Linked DNA regions of Homo sapiens: region 2 is linked to region 1. A link is an interaction called in ENCODE POLR2A ChIA-PET data of the cell type or tissue named here. Cell type or tissue: PC-3. All regions are shown on one strand.

The links. ChIA-PET counts read pairs that join two places held together with the same protein. Peaks named below come from ENCODE experiments on the same cell type or tissue, not always from the same donor. Only the 100,000 strongest peaks of a DNase experiment are listed, where the experiment ranks them.
Region 2: POLR2A ChIA-PET joins it to region 1 with 18 read pairs; 6 of 35 experiments call an interaction of 5 or more read pairs at or near these places.

What each region holds. Positions count from the first base shown.
Region 1 is chr9:6,470,434-6,475,433 of GRCh38, reverse strand. It overlaps UHRF2 (ubiquitin like with PHD and ring finger domains 2), which reads right to left. Exons shown (of 16, transcript NM_152896.3): 5 at 1-43. Among named protein-coding and RNA genes, the nearest start is that of UHRF2, 60 kb to the right of the region's middle. In PC-3, no CTCF peak of the experiment used is centred here; no DNase peak of the experiment used is centred here.
Region 2 is chr9:6,560,952-6,565,951 of GRCh38, reverse strand. It overlaps GLDC (glycine decarboxylase), which reads left to right. Exons shown (of 25, transcript NM_000170.3): 16 at 523-598. Among named protein-coding and RNA genes, the nearest start is that of GLDC, 82 kb to the left of the region's middle. In PC-3, no CTCF peak of the experiment used is centred here; no DNase peak of the experiment used is centred here; H3K27ac peaks cover 2,779 bases.

The DNA of each region.
Region 1 (5,000 bases):
TACAGATATTATCTTGCAGTCATTTAATGTTCCTTCAGAACCCCTGTTTAAAAAAGGAAGAAAGGTTAACTTCTGCCAGCAAAATCTAAGGTATATACAAATAATAATTAAAAGCCAGTTTGGAATCTCACTGAAATCTGTCTATTTATAAATTGAGATTAGAGCTATTCCAATCATTCTGAACTATTGTTTTCAATAGTAGGAAAAGTCCATAGTGATTAGTTAACATTCATAGTGTAATATGAGAAAAAAAATACAGACTTCATTAGATAATCTGGTAAGAAGTAGCTAACTTGTAAATTTAAAGACTAGATAAAATGGCACTCTGTCAATTAAAATGAAAGATTTAAATAACTTCCTGTTAAATCTGTGCAATATTAAACCTTTCTATCAAGAAATAAGGTATGTTTTCTGTTTGTTTTGTCCTTTGGTAGAATTTTAACATTTCTTTTATGTAAGCAATATATTTTTATATACTTTTGTGAAAATGTAATTATATGGGATAATTCTGTAACAATTTATTTAAAAAATCTACAAAAAATAAATTTCCAATAAATATAATTTCTAGGCAAAAATAAGATGCCCTTTTCATAAAGTCTTTCAAATACTACACCATACTTGTCAGACTCAATTCATATTTGTTTGTATATACTTCTTCAAAGTTTCCTACTACGGGTGTGGATTTGTACATTTCTCCATTTATTTATTTGTTTGTTTGTATTATTTATTGAGATGGAGTCTCGCTCTGTCACCAGGCTGGAGTGCAGTGGTGCAATCTTGGCTCACTGTAGTCTCCACCTCCTGTATTCAGGCAATTCTCCTGCCTCAGCCTTCCAAGTAGCTGGGATTACAGGCCTGCGCCACCATACCCGGCTAATTTTTGTATTTTTAGTAGAGACAGGGTTTCACCATGTTGGCTGGGCTCGTCTCGAACTCCTGACCTCAGGTGACCTGCCCGCCTCGGCCTCCCAAAGTGCTAGGATTACAGGCATGAGTTACCACACCCAGCCCATTTCTCCTTTTAATCTGTTGGCTTTTGCTTTATTAGCTACAGATTTAAGAAGCCTAAATCTTACTGAATATCTTATCTCTAGTAATGCATTCTGAATCAAAAGTTTACTTTCTTTTGGTTAGCACTTGCTTGAAGACTTTTTCCATCCTTCCACCTTTTCTTTAAAAACTTTCAATGTCAAATATACACAAATGCAAAAAACTGCATAAATGCATAGCTTAACCAATTATCAACATGCACATCCGTTGTGACCACCAATGACAGAAGACATAGGAATATCAACTACCTCAGAAACCCTCACCTTGTCCCCTCACAATGACAACTTCATGTCCTCCGAAGTTATATTTACCTTAATTTTTTTCATGTCACTTGTCTACCTCCCTAAAACAGTTTTGCCTGTGTTTGAAAAGTCTCTAATCTATAAATTCACATGCCATCTCTTTCCTCCTTGAAATCTGTTAACAAGTCCAACCATTTGTCCTATAGTGTTTCTCACAGTGTTGATTTTTGATATTTGCATTCCCAAAGTATGGGTTAAACAGTTTTTTCTGTCATTCGCATTTCTTGTACATTGGTAGCTGATCTGGAGCGTAGGTCAAAAAACTTTAAAAATAAAGTTTTATTAGAACTTAGTTATGCCATCTGATTTTTGTATTATCTATGGCTGGTTTCATGCTGTTAACAGGGGAGTTAAGTAGTTGTGACAGACCATCTGGCCCCCATGTTAAACTATTTACTATCCGGCTCTTTACAGAAGAAAAATATTGCCAACTCCTGGGCTAAAGACTCAGTCTCAATCAGATTTAGGTTCATTTTCTTGGTAAGATAATTTCATAGGTCTATTTCCATCAGGAAGTACCTATTTATTTATCTCTTTTCCTCTCCTGACGGCAGCTACTAATGCTCAATGCCTACATTAATTCTTTGGGGATTAGAAAATGTTGATATTCCCATTCTATCATTCCTTTCTCATCTCATTTACTTGGCACAATTTTACAGAGAAATGACCTCACTAAACTAGTTGGTGACCCAGTAGTATAGCTCATATAACAAAGATAAAATGCTGACTTAGCAGTTTTAAAAATAAATCATTCTCTAACAACTTCCATACTGACTGTGTTACTATGGACTCATGGATTTAAATATATTTGGTATGTCTCAACCCACTTTATTTTTCTTATCAATGTTCAAATTGTCTCATCTTTGACCAGTGGGAGCTTCCAGTTGACTCCCAAATCCTTCTGACGAGAACTTAGCAGACTTTGTGGGACTCCTTATTTGCATGACAAGATATTCCAGGTTCATCTTGCCCATTTTCTGCCCCCAGCCAGGAGTTTCTTTCAGTGGGAAAGGTATTTCGAGACCATAGTTAGGTACTAGGAAAGCTTACTGCAACTAGGTTGATTACTGTTTGTACCCTATACATTTTAAACATACACATTAATATACACACTCAAACACAAAACATCTCATGAGTTCATGCTAGTATTTTATATTCAAATTCAGGGCTAAAGGATATTTACTTTTTAAAAAAATTATGTGTCTTTTTTCCTTTTTCCCCCAACCAGAAAAATCCCAGTTCTTAAGGACACCAAAATTAGAATATTACAAATACTCCTTTGCTTTATCCCACATTACACGCAAGACATTGTTGCCAGCTGTCAATTACTGAAAACACTTTAAATTTTTTGCATATTTCCCTTCTACGTTTTAGTTATAATATAGCTAACTGTGTCAGGTCATAGAGCCAGTACATACTATACTTTCTCCTTTATGTTCAGTTAGTTCTGTTTCTAAATGTAAAAATATTTTAAATGTTTAGCGCAACTCTTTATTTCAAATTATCTTCAGTCATCTTGATTGTCTGAACCTAGTTCTCCTGAAGATTCCTTAGGAAGGGTTCATGAGAACAATATTCCCCCAGTTTTGGAAGTTAATGACAATTTGTCTATAGCTGTTATACTAAAGGCTAGTTTGGCTTGACTTAAAATCCTTGGCTCTCCTTTACTTGACTAATGCTTTTCTGGAATGTTTTCCTTGTAAGCATGTTATACTGTTCCTTATTTTCTCACTCTCTTCTAACTTCATACAGAATTTAACATCGATCCTTTCGCTTATTTTCATAAGATAAATTTCCTAAACCCTTTAAAGGGTCTAACTTCACTTTTTGCTAGCAGCTAGAGTACACATTTCTTGGAGAAAGAGTCAAAATTCTGGAGACTAAAATCTAATCTGATAGAAGGCCAATCAGTGGTGGTCTGGGACCAATGCTACAGATGGTAGCGGTAACTGTAATGGGACCCAAGGGAACTTTTGGGAGTGATGAAAACATTGTGTTTTGATTAGTGGTGACATGCGTATATCCATTTGTCAATGTTCACTGTATTTAAGATACACTTAAGGGTAAGTACATATTACTGTATGTAAGTTATACCTCAAAAACAATTTTAAAAAGACAGCATGGAAGCTTACTTACTGAAATCTTTTGGCTATATTCTCCTCCCCTATTTCTAACCGGACTCCTTTTTCCTTTGTCTCTATTCTCCTGGTCCTACTTAGTTTGGAACCTATTCCCACCAGTTTCTTCTCAATATAGAGCTTTAGTCCTGGAATGGAGCTTTAACCGACCAATTTAAAGAGTTTAAAGAGTACTCTAGCCCCTTCAGATCTTACTGCAAACTGCTTGTACTTACTCATATGGGGGTGGGTCAGGAATCTGGGAGTAGCTTAGCTGGGTAGTTCTGGCTTAAGATCTTTCATGAGATTGCAGTTAAGCCATTGGTCAGGGGTGCAGTCTCATTTAAAGGCTCTACTCAGGGAAAATAAAAAAGCTGCCTGGATAGCCTCATCACATGCAACTGGCTTCCCTCAGAGGGAGTGATCCAAGAGGGCGCACCCAAAATGGAAGCTGGTATCTTTTTAAAACCTCATCTTGAAGTGGTACAGCATCACTTACACCATATTCTATTGGTCACAAAGAGCCACCCTAGTGAAGTATGGCTGAAAACCACATGAGGGTGAGTATTAGTAAGCAGGAATCACTGGGGGTTACCTTAAAAGATGGCTACCATAGCTGCTATTTTCAAATTAGTTTGCTGAGCTAATTCATTATTTGGAATTCTTGGGCCCAACACATATTTCTCCTGCACAGCCACTGATACTACACAGGTCTTGAAGCTTTCCACTGTTTATCCCACCAGCTATTTGGGGGTTATGATACCATACCACCCTGTTTCATTGTAGATGCTGTCCATGAGTTTGTGAATTAGATAATTTAGTAATATTTTGCTCTATATTACCAGGACATTTAAGGGGATTTGAAAAGTCTTTGCTGTTGTCATCTTCTTACAATCCCAACCATCCACCTCTTTTCAACTTCTGTGATTTTATATTTAAGGAGTCTTTCTTAAGAGTAGCATGTGGATTTTTTTATTTTAATCTAGTTTGTTGATCATTGTCTTGAAATGCTTGACTCACAGTTAATATAAAGGCTGATACAGTTGTGTTTGTTTCTGCCATTTTACTGTATGTTTTCTACTTTATCTGCTTCTTTTAGTCACAATTGCCTTATTTTGGATTAGACTAATATTTATTTTTTCACTTTCAGTGTGTTAATTTGTTAAAAATCCTTTATTTTTAGTAGTTGCATTAGAGATTGGACTGTGCAAACCTGATATAATCTACTTTAAATTTTACTTTCACTACTTCCCCAATGATGCCAGAATCTCACGACTTCATTTACCAACCCCATCTTCTGCATTATTGTTGTCACGCATTTTTTTTCTATGTATATTTTAAAGTTCACTATTTAAAAAAAATTATTTATACTTACTCATACATTTACCCTTTCCCTGCTCTTAATTCTGTCCCATATTTCGATGTTCCATCGGGAATCTCATTCCTCCCACTTAAATAACTCCCTTTATTATTTCTCTTAGTGCCTGTCTGTTGATGGTGAATTCTTTCAGGTTTTATTTGATAATATTTT
Region 2 (5,000 bases), 91 kb before region 1:
TATTTTTAAAAACAATACTTATCTTTGAAGGCTGCATATTGACATTTGAACTGATGATAGGATGTTTGAAGTTTGCTTCAAAATATATAGTTCAGCATGAAAGTGGTTAGTGAGAAATATAATAGGAAACAAGATTGACCGTAAACCAAATTGTTACAGCTGGCTGACACACACGTCGTAGTTCCTTTTGTTCTTCACTGTATTTTGGTATAGTTTTGAAATTTTTCATAATAACAAAAGGCTATTTTCAATGCGTGGTCCTGAGCAAGGATATAGAAAGCTCCATCTTTGGGTAGGAGTGGTTGAGCTGTAGTGCACAAACTGGATGCTGTTGCTTTGATTGTTTTGATTGTTCAAGACCTTTTGACTCCAGCAGAGCTCCTTGATGAGCTTCTCTCAGCGTCTGGACAGTGACCATGTGTCACGTGCTGGTGAACCCCTGGCCAGGGCCCAATAAATATTGAATGAGTAAATGAAAGCCAGAAGACCTAACCGTGATCCCTTTCTTCTTGTCTTTGCAAGCGGAGCCCAGGGAGAATATGCTGGACTGGCCACTATCCGAGCCTACTTAAACCAGAAAGGAGAGGGGCACAGAACGGTGAGTATGGCAGGAGGTGGCGCTTGCTCACCATGGGGCACAGAGGTCCTGGCTCTCAGGGTCCCTTCTGTGGGACACTCCCTCCAAGCCTTCTTGGAAGCAGATGAGGGAACATATAGTCAAGAAACAAATTTCTGTGAACTAGCCATTATGATCCTTGCTTCCAAGACATCCCACTTGACCATTTTGAGGAAAAACATTCAGAGATAAAAGACTTGCTCAAACCCAGAATGCAAACGTCAGCCAGTTGGCTGTGGAACTGCTCTCTAGGGAGCAGAGGGAGGAAGAGGGCAGGAATGTTGCCATTGCAAGCATCCTCTCCTTGGCTCAGCCCCGGCCCTGGGCCTGGATGAAGGGCAGAGACCATGCTTTAATTCTTCAGTAACCCCTGTTGTGCTGAAGCCCGGTTCTGGTCATAGTATGCTCAAACAATATTTGTTGAATAAATAAATTCTCCATTAGATGATTCTCAACTTCAAGCACCAAAAAAGGCATAAAGCAGAGTTCACGGTCCTGCTTCAATGTTTGCTTTGGATATGAGAACCTGGTCTCCAGGATCCCAATCGCCTCTTGGGGACCACTGTGGGGACCAGCAGGTACTAATGGACACCACTCGCTCCCCCCAGGGGCAGTGCCTGTAGCAGTGGCCTAACTCAGGCCTCAGCTTGTGCCAGAGGAGGCCTGTGTTCCTGGTTCCTTCATTTTGATGGCCAGTGCTATGCTAGAGTTTGTACTGAGCTGTGGGGCGGAAGTCCTTAATAGGAGCATCGCCTAGGAGCCGAGAGCAGGGCAAAAGCATCTGCTGATACTAGAGAGTTGCAGACAAAGGGGATAGGGTGGTGCTGGCTGGCTAAGTAAGTAGGGTGGAGTGGTAGTGGCCCGATCTTAGTCCATTTCTGGTTTTATTACCACTGGAAGGTTACTTATGGCTAGTTGCCTGGAATTTGCAATAAAGAATGCTGAAAGTGTTTCACTTCCCTTTCATAACAGGGGAAACGAAGGAACATTTTTTTCCCTCCTTCCCTTGCATAGTTCATCCTGATTCCACAGGTGTGTCTTTCCAGGCTTTCATCTTGGTTGGGGAATAGAATTTTTTTTTTTTTTTTGAGATGGAGTCTCGCCCTGTTCCCCAGGCTGGAGTGCAATGGCCCAATCTCGGCTCATTGCAACCTCTGCCTCCTGGGTTCAAGCGATTCTTGTGCCTCAGCCTCCTGAGTAGCTGGGATTACAGGCATGCGCCACCACGCCCGGCTAATTTTTGTATTTTTAGTAGAAACAGAGTTTCACCATGTTGATCAGGCTAGTCTCGAACTCCTGACCTCAGGTGATCCACCCGCCCCTGGACCTCTCAAAGTGCTGGGATTATAGGTGTGAGCCACTGCGCCTGGCCCTTTTTTTTTTCTCTTCATAGCTCACTGCAGCCTTGAACTCCTGGGCTCAAGGAAGCCTCCCAAAGTGCTAGGGAGACCAGGATTACAGGCATGACCCTCTGCACCTGGCCCTAGAATTCATGTCTAAAGATCTTTGAAAAACAGGCCATTCGTGAATTGAATAAATGATTAAACCCTGGTCAAGGACTGCTTGCCAGTCCAGAGAGAAGTGAAGTGGTCAACCAGACAGACACAGACCCTGAAATTCCCCCACAGTTTGTTCATTCGTGGTTCTGAATTCTCAGCTTTCTAAGGAATGATTAGTTTAGAACTATAATTGCTCTTGGGACCTGAGAGTCTCGGCACTTTCACAGAATCAGAAAGGAAACTTTGGAGCTCCAGGTGTCCAGCCAGTAAAACAATGCCAGATTCTCTCCTGTCTGTTTTTCCCTCATGGCTTCCATGTTCTGAGGTCGTCTCTGGAGTTCCTCTTCATTAGTATCTTTCACCACGAGGTGCCCAGGAGCCTGGGGATGCTGGAAAGGGGCAGCCTGTCCTGTGTGACATCTCCACCCGACTCCTCCACTGCTTGGCGGAGAGGCCGCAGAAAGCAGTGTTTGCAGAAAGCAGGTGACTAGCTAATGGCAAAGGGCCAGCTAAAATCCAGATTCTTTCCACGCAGTAATGCTTCCCACCCCTCGCCATTTCCCAAATTTCCCAATCTGACACCAGGAAGTAGCTGTGAATGTCCAGCAGCTGGGGACCAAACTGGAAAGGCCAAGGAGAAAGAATGAAAGGCCTTTGGGTTTGGCCTGGGCGGGGTTCTTCCGTGACTTGTGGATTCTTTCTGGTTCCTGTTCCCTCTCTTTGTGTTTTCCTGTCCTCCTTCCCTTCTCCACCCACTGTGTGTGATGTTTCTCTTGGCCCCATTGCCCATCCTGCCATCACTGAAGTGTCATGAGAGGCCATTTCACTCTGCAGGAGGGAGAGGGGCTGGGTGCTGTGCTTCAGGGAGAGGGGGAAAGGGAGAGGCAGGGAAGCCCTCCAGCCACTGAGCTGGTAGAAATACAAAGCTCATTAGCCTGGAAATGTTGGCATCCTTCTGGATCAGAAATTTTAATTAGCTCGGGCATGGTGGCTCATGCCTGTAATCCCAGCACATTGGGAGGCTAAGGCAGGCAGATCACCTAAGGTCAGGAGTTCAAGACCAGCCTGGCCAACATAGCAAAACCCTGTCTCTACTAAAAACACAAAAATTAGCCAGGCATGGTGGTGCACGCCTGTGATCCCAGCTACTGAGGGAGGCTGAGGCAGGAGAATCACTTGAATCCAGGAGGCAGAGGTTGCAGTGAGCTGAGATCGCACCACTGCACTCCAGCCTGGGCAACAGAGCAAGACTCCCTCTCAAAAAAAAATTTTTTTTAATTAAAGCCAACTTTCTTAGTTAGAGAAGAAAATGATTTAGTATTCACTAATCAGGGAAGATTTTTTCACATCACTGATGTCTGAGGCAGCTGCTCCCACACAATAGATTCTAATGGAATCCAGCAAAATATATCATTCTTTTTTGAAAGGGAGTGTGGGGAAGTCATGTGCAGGGAGTGTGGGGAAATCATGTGCTACAGAAGTGCCTGGGCTCCTGATGGGTCTTTTCTTTCAAGCTGCTTTTTGAAGTTATTTTCACATTTTCTCTTAGGTTAAATTTCAGAGGTTCCTAAAATGGAATGCCTAACTTCTTGATTTATGAGTTTACTTTGGGAGAATACAAATTTATTTAACAAACACTTATATGGCAATTACCATGTACCAGGCATGGCCTTTAACACTTTATAATTAATATTTCAATTTGTCAGTCAAATCCTGACTTACTCAGCAGACCTCCAGATCTTACGAAAAAATAAAAACTCTAAAGAAAAACAATTAGGTTTGCTGTTCAGAGTCTGAGTTTCCTATACAAAGGGAAAACATTGACCAAAGGAAACAAATTATGTTATATGTAAATCAACAAAGAAAGCTCAAAACCTGTATGGGAATATTTTTTTCTTCCCAACTGCCTGAGACAAAGTAGTGGCCTTTGGTTGTTAGATTTTACCAGTGGTAAGACATTAGTTTCCCTTGCACAGGAGATCTCCTTAACCCTTCACTCATTCAACAAGTCTAAAGATGACCTCATGCTATTCTATGCCACGCGGCACCCTGGGGAGTTGAGAAAACATAGCACCCCCTAAATGGGCATCAATGCACCAAATGCTGGATTTGCTTTGGATAAACCAAAACTTCAAATCTGGGTCGTGTTACTTCCATATCCCTCACAACAATACAATTTTTTTCCCCCAAGAGAGACTCTCACTCTGTCACCCAGGCTGGAGTGCAATGGCATGATCTTGGCTTATGGCAACCTCCGCCTCCCGGGTTCAAGTGATTCTCATGCCTCAGCCTCCCAAGTAGCTGGGACTGTAGGCGTGCACCACCATGCCTGGCTATTTTTTGTATTTTTATTAGAGACAGGGTTTCACCATGTTGGCCAGGCTGGTCTTGAACTCCTGGCCTCAAGTGAACCGCCTGCCTCAGCCTCCCAAAGTGCTGGGATTACAGACATGAGCAACCTCGCCCGGCCAACACTACAATTTTAAACTGAGGAAAAACTTAACATTATAAAGAATAATTAAAGTCCTCTAAATCCTCATAGAAAACCAGAAATGTCTGACAGCAACATATAAATGAGTGCTTCACAAAGCCACTGTGACTTCTCTTTCCATCGCTCCTTGTACCAGGATGTGTATTAGTTTCCTATGGCTGCTATGATAAATTTCTACAGGCTTAGTGGCTTAAAACAACACACATTAATTTTCTTATAGTTGCAGAGGCCAGGTGTCAGAAATTGGTTTCACTGGGCTAAAGTCAAAGTGTTGGTAGAGCTGATTCCTTCTGGGGGAGACAGGGGAGAATCTGTTTCCTTACCTTTCCTGGCATCTGCAGGCCTCCTGCGTTCCTTGGCTCGAGCTTCCTGCTTCAGTCAGCACATCTCCCGC